Linked DNA regions of Mus musculus: region 2 is linked to region 1. Evidence: chromatin loops called from intact Hi-C (ENCODE). Cell type or tissue: left cerebral cortex. All regions are shown on one strand. Each heading gives the region's core, and the rest is flanking DNA. Links, peaks and the distances in the headings are about the cores only. Region 1 overlaps Gm40464 (a long non-coding RNA gene). Region 2 holds the start of Defb12 (defensin beta 12).

Evidence for each region. Hi-C counts contacts between places; a loop is a spot of excess contacts. Peaks named below come from ENCODE experiments on the same cell type or tissue, not always from the same donor. Only the 100,000 strongest peaks of a DNase experiment are listed, where the experiment ranks them.
Region 2: it touches region 1 in a loop (2.8-fold over the local background); 3 of 42 quality-filtered maps call a loop at or near these places.

What each region holds. Positions count from the first base shown.
Region 1 is chr8:18,951,075-18,956,454 of GRCm38, reverse strand. All of the region lies in intron 1 of Gm40464 (a long non-coding RNA gene), which reads right to left. It also overlaps a transcript of Xkr5 not described here. Among named protein-coding and RNA genes, the nearest start is that of Xkr5, 2.8 kb to the right of the region's middle. In left cerebral cortex, for the core only: a CTCF peak has its summit at 2,294 (motif pointing left); a DNase peak (open chromatin) is centred at 2,299.
Region 2 is chr8:19,112,554-19,117,933 of GRCm38, reverse strand. It overlaps Defb12 (defensin beta 12), which reads left to right and starts at 3,101. Exons shown (of 3, transcript NM_152802.3): 1 at 3,101-3,204; 2 at 3,566-3,607; 3 at 5,153-5,380. The coding sequence starts at 3,114. The coding sequence ends at 5,277. In left cerebral cortex, for the core only: no CTCF peak of the experiment used is centred there; no DNase peak of the experiment used is centred there.

The DNA of each region.
Region 1 (5,380 bases), core at 169-5,168:
TTGTCTTAGAGGAACAAGCCAGTTCTGCAAATAATGTGAAAGGTTCAAAAGGCCATGTAGAGCACTCACAATCACCCTCTCAATAAAGCCAACCATTCTTTGAAATACACCTTCTTGTGGCTAAAATGAGTTCTTTGTGAATTTCAATTCTGTTCTAAAAAGTGTGGGTATTTTGCAGCATTTGAAATAAGTCAGCAATGGCTGCTCAGTGAAGGATCGATCACCATTGATCAAAGATGCTGTCACTATGTATTATGGGCAATTCAACAAGCCTGGATTACCCTACTCTGGGAAAGAAGAAATGGAAGCTGATAGTGTGGAAACAGTAATGTGGGAATAGGCTACTTCTGCCTATGACTGGCATGTAACTTCAGGCTTACTTAGGCCCAACCCCAGTCACCACATCTACCTCACCTATGAAAGCTCCACACTGACACAAGGCCCCATGGCCATGAGATCCAAATGCTCACCCATCTCATTTTGGCTACAGATGTCAGTGGCCACAGTCCTCTGCGTAAGATGTGACTTACAAAGACCACTGCTGTGCTCTCCAAAGATGCTGATAGGGTAGTGTCTCCCCTGCATTTATAAAAGGACCATCTGGGGACACTTCCTGGAAGAACGAGGTAGAAAGATATGAGAAGTGAGTGTGATAGTCACTATCACATTCCAGTAACTCTAGGCTTCGGTGCCCTAACCCCCATGTCAACCAAGGGAGATGACAGTTTCACTTGCAATAGTGGGCACATAGAGCCAACACTCCATGTGTCGTCCAAACAACTAAGCACAGAAATGCAGGGACTACCTCACTGAGATACAATATCAAAAGGAGAATGGGTGGAAACTAGGCCAATATTGTTAATTATGACCTGCTCGAACTGGGGTTCTTGTTTTATTTCCATTGCCCCGTGTACATAAGACCCACTCCCACACGCTGCTCCCAGTTTACCTTTCTATTTGCTAGGAAATTAAATCAGCTCTTTAGAGGACTCTTCACCTCTTAGTTGGTCACACTGTGTGTCTCGCTTTGAGGAGACTGATGGGAGTCCAATATTGATAGGTATCTGGTAGGAATGTCCCCAAGAAACTCAAAGCCTGCCTGGCACCTGCTGCAGAATGGTGATTAGCAACTCCTTAGGCAAAGAGAGTTCACATTTTCAGATGCATGTATTATGCTGGTTCTCCTGGCAGAAACTTAAGAAACCAATGTCCCCTAAATCTTTTAAATGTTCAGAAACTCTCAGAAGGTATTTGTAAGCTTCACTGGGGTCGTTATAAGACATTTCCCCTGCCTATCAGCCACACATTAGAACCCTACTGATTCCTAGTTAGTACCCTCGTGTTACTAGAGTCAAAACTTTACATTGTAATTCAGCCAATCACAGCATGAACTCCAGAGACTGGGTTTCAGACCCGCAGTACTTGTCTGGATTCATATGTTAATACAAAATCAAGTTGGGTGAGATACTCGAATATAAACCTCAACCTGTTAGAGGAGAGGCAAACAGAAAGAGATGTTTCTGCTTACAGAAAGCCAGCGCATTGTCTTAAACTCAAAAGCACCAACTACAAAACAAAATTGAAAATGGGAGACTGTGAGTATCTCAAAGGAAAACGCTTTTACACAGAAAAAAAAAAGGGAAGGAAGGGAGGGAGGGAGGGAGGGAGGGAGGGAGGAAAAAGAAAGCTCAAGGATTGTTACGGAAAAGGGGCGGAAAGACCATGGAAGCCAAAGAATGGAGATGACACTAAGGAATGCTGTGCTCCAGACATGACAGGGCCATAGCACTTGTGAGCCCACAACAGCTATTGTTCCCTGCACCCAGCCTGAACAAGATCGTCCTAGTAAAAAGTTGAGCCTGGAAGGAAAGGTCCCAGGGGCCAAGTCCTAACCGAGGAGCTGGGGTAATTGATGGCTGCTGAGATAGGAGCATGCTTTTATCTGGGGGATGTGCCACTGGTGGTTTGTCCTTATCCTTAGAGGTAACCCAAAACCCATGTGCATACTGCTCTTAGTGGGCTAATTCTAACGAGTTTTAAATGCATGAATGTGGGGTGAACATGGGAAAGAGCATCCAAGGGAAGTTAGATAGAATAGGAATGGATAGATGAAAACGCACCGCATACACGATGGACTTCTCAAATGATAGATTTAAATATTATTTTCAAGTAGGGGGAATACGTGGAATCGTCGAGAACCTGTGGTGACTAACGGAATGACCAACTATAGTTACAGTTCTGAATGGGATGCGCGGCTGCCCTCTGCTGGCCATGCTGGGTGTTTGCGTTCTGAGCTGAAACCATTCAAGGATTACAAGTCTGTTTGCAAAAATGAAGCTGCTGAGACCCCTACTGGAAGAAAGTTATACAGCCCTGTGCAGCACAGGCCTGAACGCACACAGAAACTGGCTGATGGCTGACCCTCCACAGTCATGTTCTTTCCCCTGGAGCAGGAGGGGCCCTATTGTGGGAATCCTTGCCAGAATTACACAAACACCCCAGACTTGGAAACATAACAGGTCTGGAAGGAGATACTGACCTGGAGTATCCAGGATAAAAGCAAATCTAACCGTAAAGACATGCTGCCCACAGGATTGGAGACTCATCAGGGGACAGAGGGCTGCTTCTGAGGACTTCACTCTGCATTGCAATATCATATGATATCATGCACAGCTATAAAACTGTGCATTCCTGATCCATATGAATACAGCCAACACAGGGCTTTGGAACACCACTGTCCAACAGGCACCTCATATCTGCGTCCTAGACGTGGTAGAAATGATAGATTCCGATACTATCTGATCCTGCTGTTCGGCTACTCTTCTCCCAGGTCACCCAGGTCCCACAGAAGCTGAGACACCTGTCAAAGCCAGGGGTACAAGGCTCCAGGAGAATGACTGACGGTTCTAGGGAAATGACTAACAGTCCTAGATATGAAGGAACACCAGGAGAGCACATCCTAGCTCGATGGCTTAAAGTGGCAACCCTCCGAATCTGTGAGCTGTCCCCTGAGACACATGGGTAAGAGCCTGTCATACATAGGGCTTATTCACAGGCAGATTCTGGCATCTTCCACTTCCCATGTTTTATCAGCACATAAAGAACTCACCTGTGCTGAAAGTATTTCTAGCTTACAGGAAGGTCTTCTCACAGAGAGGCCACGTTCATATCATACCAAGTGAGATCTCTCCCCCTCCCCTTCCCCCTCCCCCTCCCCCTCCCCCTCTTTTCCTCCACCTACCTCTACCTCCCCTCTCCCTCTCCCCCTCCCCCTCCCCCTCCCCCTCTTTTCCTCCACCTACCTCTACCTCCCTCTCCCCCTCCCCCTCCCCCTCCCCCTCTTTTCCTCCACCTACCTCTACCTCCCCCTCTCCCTCTCCCCCTCCCCCTCCCCCTTTCCCTCTGCTCTGGGCCCTGTGGGAACCATAAGGATTCACTACCATCTCTTGCCAACACTTACAATGGCCTTCTTCCCCTGACCTTTATGATGGCAGGAAAGTCTCCGCACCAACTAAATACACAGGAGAGGTAGGGATGCAGGATTTAAAGGGAACAGAGAAGAGCTGGTCCTGTGCCTGAGGGGTCAGCAGGAGGACATACCCTGCTTGGGAGGCCTGAATCAGCAACCTTCAGAGTTACAAGCAGTCCTGTGGGAAACAAGGAGATGGATGGCCTATCACAGGCAGCTCCTAGCTCATTCTAGGACCCGTTTTAGTCCTGAGCACAGACACATCCTGTGCGTAAGAAGTTCTACCTACCCTAGGGAAGTCTTCTCTGGGAAGCTGGATTATTCTCCAGAGAGGCCACCAACAATCTAATCGGGCCATATCAGCCAGGGCCTGGGACTTACCAAGAGTGGGAATCTTGAGACTATAAAGGATCTCTCAACGCATCTACCTTACCCAGGCGAGATTTCCCCAGTCAGCTTGAAGGATAGAGAATACCAGCATTTCTGGTCTAATGCCATGTGGAGCCTGCAGGAGAAATCTAAACCCATGTCAGGGTGATCTCTCTGATGTTGCCGCTGCTTTTGAGACATCCCTGCTCCTTGTAAGTAATGAGTCCCCCACTCCAGTTAGTCACCACAGTAAATACTCATTGGTTCACCAAGCTGGACAAGGGTGCAGCCATTGCTTTTATCTGTCATGTTTTGTCTCTCCAGGAAGTCTGTCTCACAAGAGCCTCCCCTGAGTCAGGTCTAGAGACAGTGTCATTAGTCTAATGAAGGCACCTCACCTCCTGCCATAGCAGACTGGTAAAAGATAACACATTAGCCAAGGAGGAAACGTAACTGGATAAGTGCTGTGAAGAAAAGAAAGGTAGAGAGAAGGGAGGCTGGTGGCACAGGAGGTGTGATTATGAACCAACCACCTTTGCCACACAGCCAATCAAATAGAATAGAATCAGATAGAATATCCCAGCTGGAATCCCCAGTTGTGTCTTCCAGCTGACCCTTCTGCGATCTCCATTTATAGGATTCTGAACCTGGGGGGCCATGTCCCTCCACACTGGACACAGCACACAAGACAGACCAGAGAGGCAGCCAACGTCCTGATCCCCCACCTTGCCTGCCTTGGACTGTTTTTAACAAATGAAATATAGAATATGTTTTTATTTCTCAAACCGTACACCTAGGAATTTGGATGGGGAGTGTGGTGGGATGTTTTAAGGCTAAAAATGTTGAGAAATGTATTGAAATGTTCCCCACCCATCACTAATCATGAACAGCATTTATTTCCAGTCCTAATTTGTGTATTCTTATTCCTTCGCAAGAATTCTATGGGGCAGAATCGCTGTAGGCCTGACCTCTACTTAGTAATTTCCTGCCACGCCTGCTCAAGGGTTATAAAACATTTTTCCGCTGGGCATGGACGATTCAGAACAATCTTTGTCCCCACGTCCACAGTCCTGTGTAACCTCTACATCGAAACAAATGTCAGGGTGATGCTTTCCCATCTCCCAGAAAGACTTTCCGTGGGAAGGTTTACTTCTGGCTTTGGGGGATCTGGATTAACCCCTCAAGGATACCTGGGAGAAAGGTCTGAAAGCAAAGCGGCTATTAAAGGCTCAGATGCCATTTTAGGCGTGTTTCCTTTCCCTTTTCTGGACACACAACTGAAATTTTTCAAAAGTCCCAATCAGCTTTTCAAATTCCTCCTCCCATGATACACATACACACATACACCACTCTGACTAGTAGTTAAGTGGACTCTGTTTTGAGCAAACCCGCTGACTATGACCACCCAGTGACTAACCCATTTCGCTTCAGAACAAACCCATTGTGTCTTACAGCCGTTAGGAGGCTGGGACAGCATGCAAATCTGACACAGACCGCGAGACTGCCCCCTAAGAACCTGTCGGTTCCTCCTGCCCCCTGTCC
Region 2 (5,380 bases), core at 146-5,145, 160 kb before region 1:
ACTTCAATATCTACCACAGCTTTAGATCAACAGCTGCATACTGATCATTTTGTTAATGATATGCATAAAATATTAGCAACTTATTGTAAGATAAAAAATTAGAGGCAAAGGTTAATATCTTAGAAGTAGTGGTCTACAATAAGACAGGATATAACATATTAAGGCTACAAAGACAGAAATTTCAGGTATTAGAAGAATGTTGTCTTTACTTTGACAAGACTGGCTTAGTTCAAGATAATATAGAGAAAGTTAGAGCTAGTTTAAAAGAGAGAAAACAACAAAGAGAAACAAGAATTTTGGTATAAAAATTGGTTTTCTACTTCTCCTTGGGTCACTACCTTGCTTCCCACACTCTTGGGACCTTTCTTGGGTGTTCTGCTGCTTTTGTCTTTTGGCCCCTGGGCCTTTAAAAAATTAACCAGTTTTGTTAAGTTGCAGATTGAAGCTGCTTTAAGTAAGCAGGTTGCAGTCCACTACCATCAGCTAGATATCCGGGACTCAGATGAAGAAGATCCTCCTCCCACCGAGGCAAAAACAAAGACTCGTCTCCAATTTTCCACCCTTGCTGCTAATGCAGAGTCCCCTTGGTTCCTTAGGTTTTGGAGACAATAGGGACAAGGAAGGGTGACCTCCAGCTCTTGTCATAGCTTAAGAGCCACAAATTGTGGTATTACAATTGGCATGCTTACAGAGGCCTTACTGAGTCTGAGGTTGATAATTCTCCTACGGGAGCTGCACAAAACTCAGAATTGTGCATGCTGATTCGTAATAAATACAAATCCAGTATGGGCCCAGCATGGGTGCAAACTAAGTATTGCAGGGGAAGGTCCAAATAGACCATTTCTGAGTTCCCTGAGAGGCAAACCCGGTTAGGAAGAGGTTGGTATCTAATTTCAGTTACAATTAATAATTTTTTCAAAGGCTCTGCCTCACCTCCCCAAAAGATACCAAGAGCCACAAGTGTGGGTCTGTGACAGCACCCACGGGAGGAATCGGGTCAATGTCCCCCCAGCCATGGTAATGCCCGCTCATCTAAAGATGAAAAAGATTAGTTGATCACCTCAGTTAAGTGTGGCCTTATTTAATTTAATTCAGAAGGGGGAGATGTCAGAGACCATCCCGTGAGAAAGTGAGCCCTTCACAATCTCCCTAGCAGGCCAAATGGCCTTGTACTGAGAACTGGTTGTCACCCCCCTTTCCTCCCTATTCCTTTCCTGGCACCTGAGGCTGTAAAAGCTGAATTATAGTCCCCTCTCCCCTATCTCTTCCTGAGTTCCCATGCCATCCAAGGACATGAGTTACGCCTGAGCCTAGCCTGACCCCCAAGGCTGTCAAGGAGGATCGATGTTCCAGAGATAAGATCCAGAGTGCCCGCTGCCTGGCGCCTGACTTCAGCCCCCATGTCAGCAGATGCCCACTTCTTTGTTCTTTGTATAATTCTCCCTCGACCCCTCCCATATTCCCCGCGATGTATGCTTTAAAAAGAAGGCACCTCAGCCTAATAAACGAGACCTCGATAGGTACCCTTCCTGGTCTCCTACTTTCTTTCTTTTATTCCCATCTCCTTCCAGGTTCGCGGTCCCCCTCGCACCCACGAATAACTGAATCCCACGGGACGGGATAACCACCAATCAAAGAAAACACATAGTGGGACTCGTGGCTCTAGCTGCATATGTAGCAGAGGATGGCCTAGTTGGTCATCAATGGGAGGAGAGGCCCTAGGTCCTGTGAAGGTTCTATGCCCCAGTATAGGGGAATGCCAGGTCCAGGAATGGGAGTGAGTGGGTTGGGGAGCAAGGGCAGAGGGGAGGGGATAGGGGATTTTTGGAGGGGAAACTGAAACTAGGAAAGAGGATAGCATTTGAAATGTAAATAAAGAAAATAACTAATTAAAAAAAAGGAGTCAGATTGCTATGATCACTTTGCGGAGTGGTTGTTCAATGTTATATAGAAATATAAATGTGATGTTGATGATGATAATCAGACATTCTGATAAACACTTCTATGCCATGTACAATGCACTCAAATGCCCAATGAGGCTGATATTAACAATATAACGCAATTTTAAGGATAAAGAGGCTAAGGTTTCAAAAATTGTTAACCTATCCAAGGCGGTCTACTTAGTAGGTATCTGTCTAACTACATAGTCTACATTTTCATGTATATGTGAGAGAGAATGAGAGGAGGGCACTGAGAATTGAATGTAGGCTGTGTGTGTGGCAGGCAAACACTTTTCTACTGAGCTACATCCCAGCCCCTTTTTACTTATTTTAGATTCAAGTATCACCAAATTGCACAGGCTGCCTTTGAATTCACTGACCTCACTATGTAGCCCAAACAGGCCTTTAGCTTGTGATGCTTCTGCCTCAGTCTCTGGAGTAGCTGAGTTACAAGTCTGTGACACCAAGCCTGCCTTTGTCTCCAAGACTGAAAACCAGAACATCATGTAACTATAAGCATCAAGGTGGCAATAAGCAGGACACAGTTTGGGAGTTGACATGAATATTCCTTTTGATGCCCATGGTTTTCATTATTAAAGGATATTGTGATTATAACTGGTCTGTGATGAGATGTCTGACAGGCACAGGATTCAAAGCTACCATAGCAAAAGGTCAGTTACTCCTCACGTTCTGCTGAACAATTTATAAATCCAGCTGTGAGAATGAGGAGAGTCAGTGTGCACATCTGTGGATGGCCTTCCAGTCCCCACAATAGCTCTGGAAGCACTGAGAGCATTCAAAGTGCTCCTGAGTTGAAATCATACTGGATCCCCAGGACAAGCTACAAAGGCAATACTTGTGCTTTGTTCCTTGAGAAGTCATGGAGACCTATCAGGATTCTCTCCCTTAGATTCCTGCAGTAGAAGTGGGCACAGCCCTGAATTCTCCAAGTCTTGAACCAATGTCCACTCCATTCTACAAGCTGGTTAGGCATGGAGAAGTAAGGCTTTGCAGGCTCAAGGTTATTACCCACTGCCCCAGCTCTTGATCCTGGCAAATGGAGCATGTAATCGTGCTTTCTTCATTGATTCACTTCACTGACCTAGAACATAGCCCACTACTTTCCAATATAAATGTTTTCTTGTCTCCTCAAAGAAACCCCGATTCTCTGTGATGAAGAATCTCCCCTCAAACATGGCTCTGAGCAGAGAGGTGTTCTATTTTGGTTTTGCTTTGTTCTTCATTGTAGTTGAACTGCCATCAGGTAAATCAAAGTTGATGGGATTTTGATGGGGGGGGGGGTGCAGTGGGTAGATCATGAAACCCAATGACTCTTTCATGCACCACCCTGAAACTGAGAGTAACTCTCCTCTCCCCAGAGATTTCTTGGATCTCCACTCATGTTTCCTAAGAGCCAGATGAACAGAGCTTTAATTTACATTGTATTGTTTAGTACACTGGTCTTTCTGGCTTCCAGGAGTGCTGGTCTTGAGAAACCCAATAAATAACAGCAACCATAACATCAGTAGTCCCTCGAAAGCCATGTAACATGTAGGAGAAATTTTATAAAGTGTTGTTTCTTGCTTTAATATTCTTTTCTAAAATGCATTTTGTTTTAAATTTAGGGTCCTGGGCAGGACTTGAGTATTCCCAGTCATTTCCAGGAGGTAAATTACATCTTTATCTGTATTTTCTCCTTCTCCTAACTTGAACGAGGTCTGCTTGAGGGCATCTGCCAGATGAGGAAGATCACATAGAATGGTGCAGATGAGGCGCCACCCTCATTAGAGATTGTTTATAACGGTTAGTTGAAAGCTTTGGGTGTGCACCAGAGGTTCTCTTACATGGGAAGACAGCACAATGCAAACAAAATTCAAAGAAATATTGAAATATCCTTGGAGGGCTGAAGAAGTGACTAAAAGTTAAAGGTTAAAAGTGCTTGCTGTGCAACTATGAGGACCCAAGTCTGGACTCCAGCACACACCAGTGTTGCTTGAGCCTGTGACCCCAGGACAATGGTTGCAGAGCTAGGAGGTTCAAGGGCAGAGCTAGGTGGGTCACTGGGATCCATAACAGCTAGGAAAAATGAGCTAAGGGTCAAAGAGAGGCCCTGCTTCAAAGCTGACAGTGACAGAAGAAGATGTTCAAAGCCTTTTTCTTGATGTTTTGTGTGCACATACATGGGTGCATGAACCTGCACACACATGCATGTGTCCAACACAATACACCTCTCTCTTTTTCTCACACATACACACATCAGCATAATGATGATAATAAAAATATATAAGTAACTAAGTAGCATGAGAACTATGGAACTCATGAAGAATTAATTTCTCCAACCCTTAACAAATACACATAGATTGTGCCACTTAATTATTAAAGCACCATTAGAAGTAAATATCATACAAACATTATCATAGAATCATTTCACCACTCAGCAAATTAAAAATGTGCACAGGTATTTCTATTATATCCCCCAGTGAAGGGGGCTAGGTATATTAAGCAGCTGGTACTAGAGCCAAACAAGTATTGAGATTAAATTCTTCATTCCAGCTTCGAGGATTTGAAAGCAAAGGCTAACTAGTAAATTTTCAACAGTGCAGACATGCATTTTAAAAGTTCTGAAGAATAGATGTTGCTGTCACTTGCATCAGACCTGTGAAAGACAATAAACACCTGGGGGACACGGGTGATGGTTACCTGTTGTGTTTAACTCTTTTCAGCTCCACACTGTCTGTGGTAATCAGATGCTATGGGGTAGTGCTCTTCTTACAGTGTGAGTGTGTGAGTGTGTGTGTGTGCATGTCTGTGTGTGTTTATGTCTGTGTGTGTTCATTCATGTGTAAAAGCCAGAGGTCAAACTTATAAATGTCATTCCTCAGAAGCCATTCATTCACCTTGTTTTGTGAGACAGAATCTACCACAAACTCGGCTAGGCTGACCACTGAGAGTCAGCTGTCCCTGCTTCCCCAGCTGAGGACCGTGAGTGACACAAGTGCCTGGCTTTTTACCTGGGCACGGAGGATCAGACTCAGGGTCCCATGCTGACCCAAGAAACACTTTGCCAACTGAGCTATCCCCAACATCTCTGGTCTAATTCTAAAAAACACTGCTGGCCATACACGCAAACCCTGCCTGTCAGGAGGCCTTAGATATTCTTCCCATTCCCACAAGGTTCCAACAACCATCTCAGCAGCTCTTTCCTGGCACAGGGGAGATTGCTGTGTGCGAGACATGCAGGCTCGGCCGGGGAAAATGCAGGAGAACATGCATAGAGAGTGAGAAGATTGCGGGCTGGTGCAAGCTGAACTTCTTCTGCTGTCGAGAGAGGATCTGAACCCAACGACCAATGGTCTTTGGACCTTGCAAGTCGTGCTGAATGGATGGTCAAGGAGAGAACATCTGTGGCTTCCCAGGCCACAATCAGCGCTGCTCAGGCC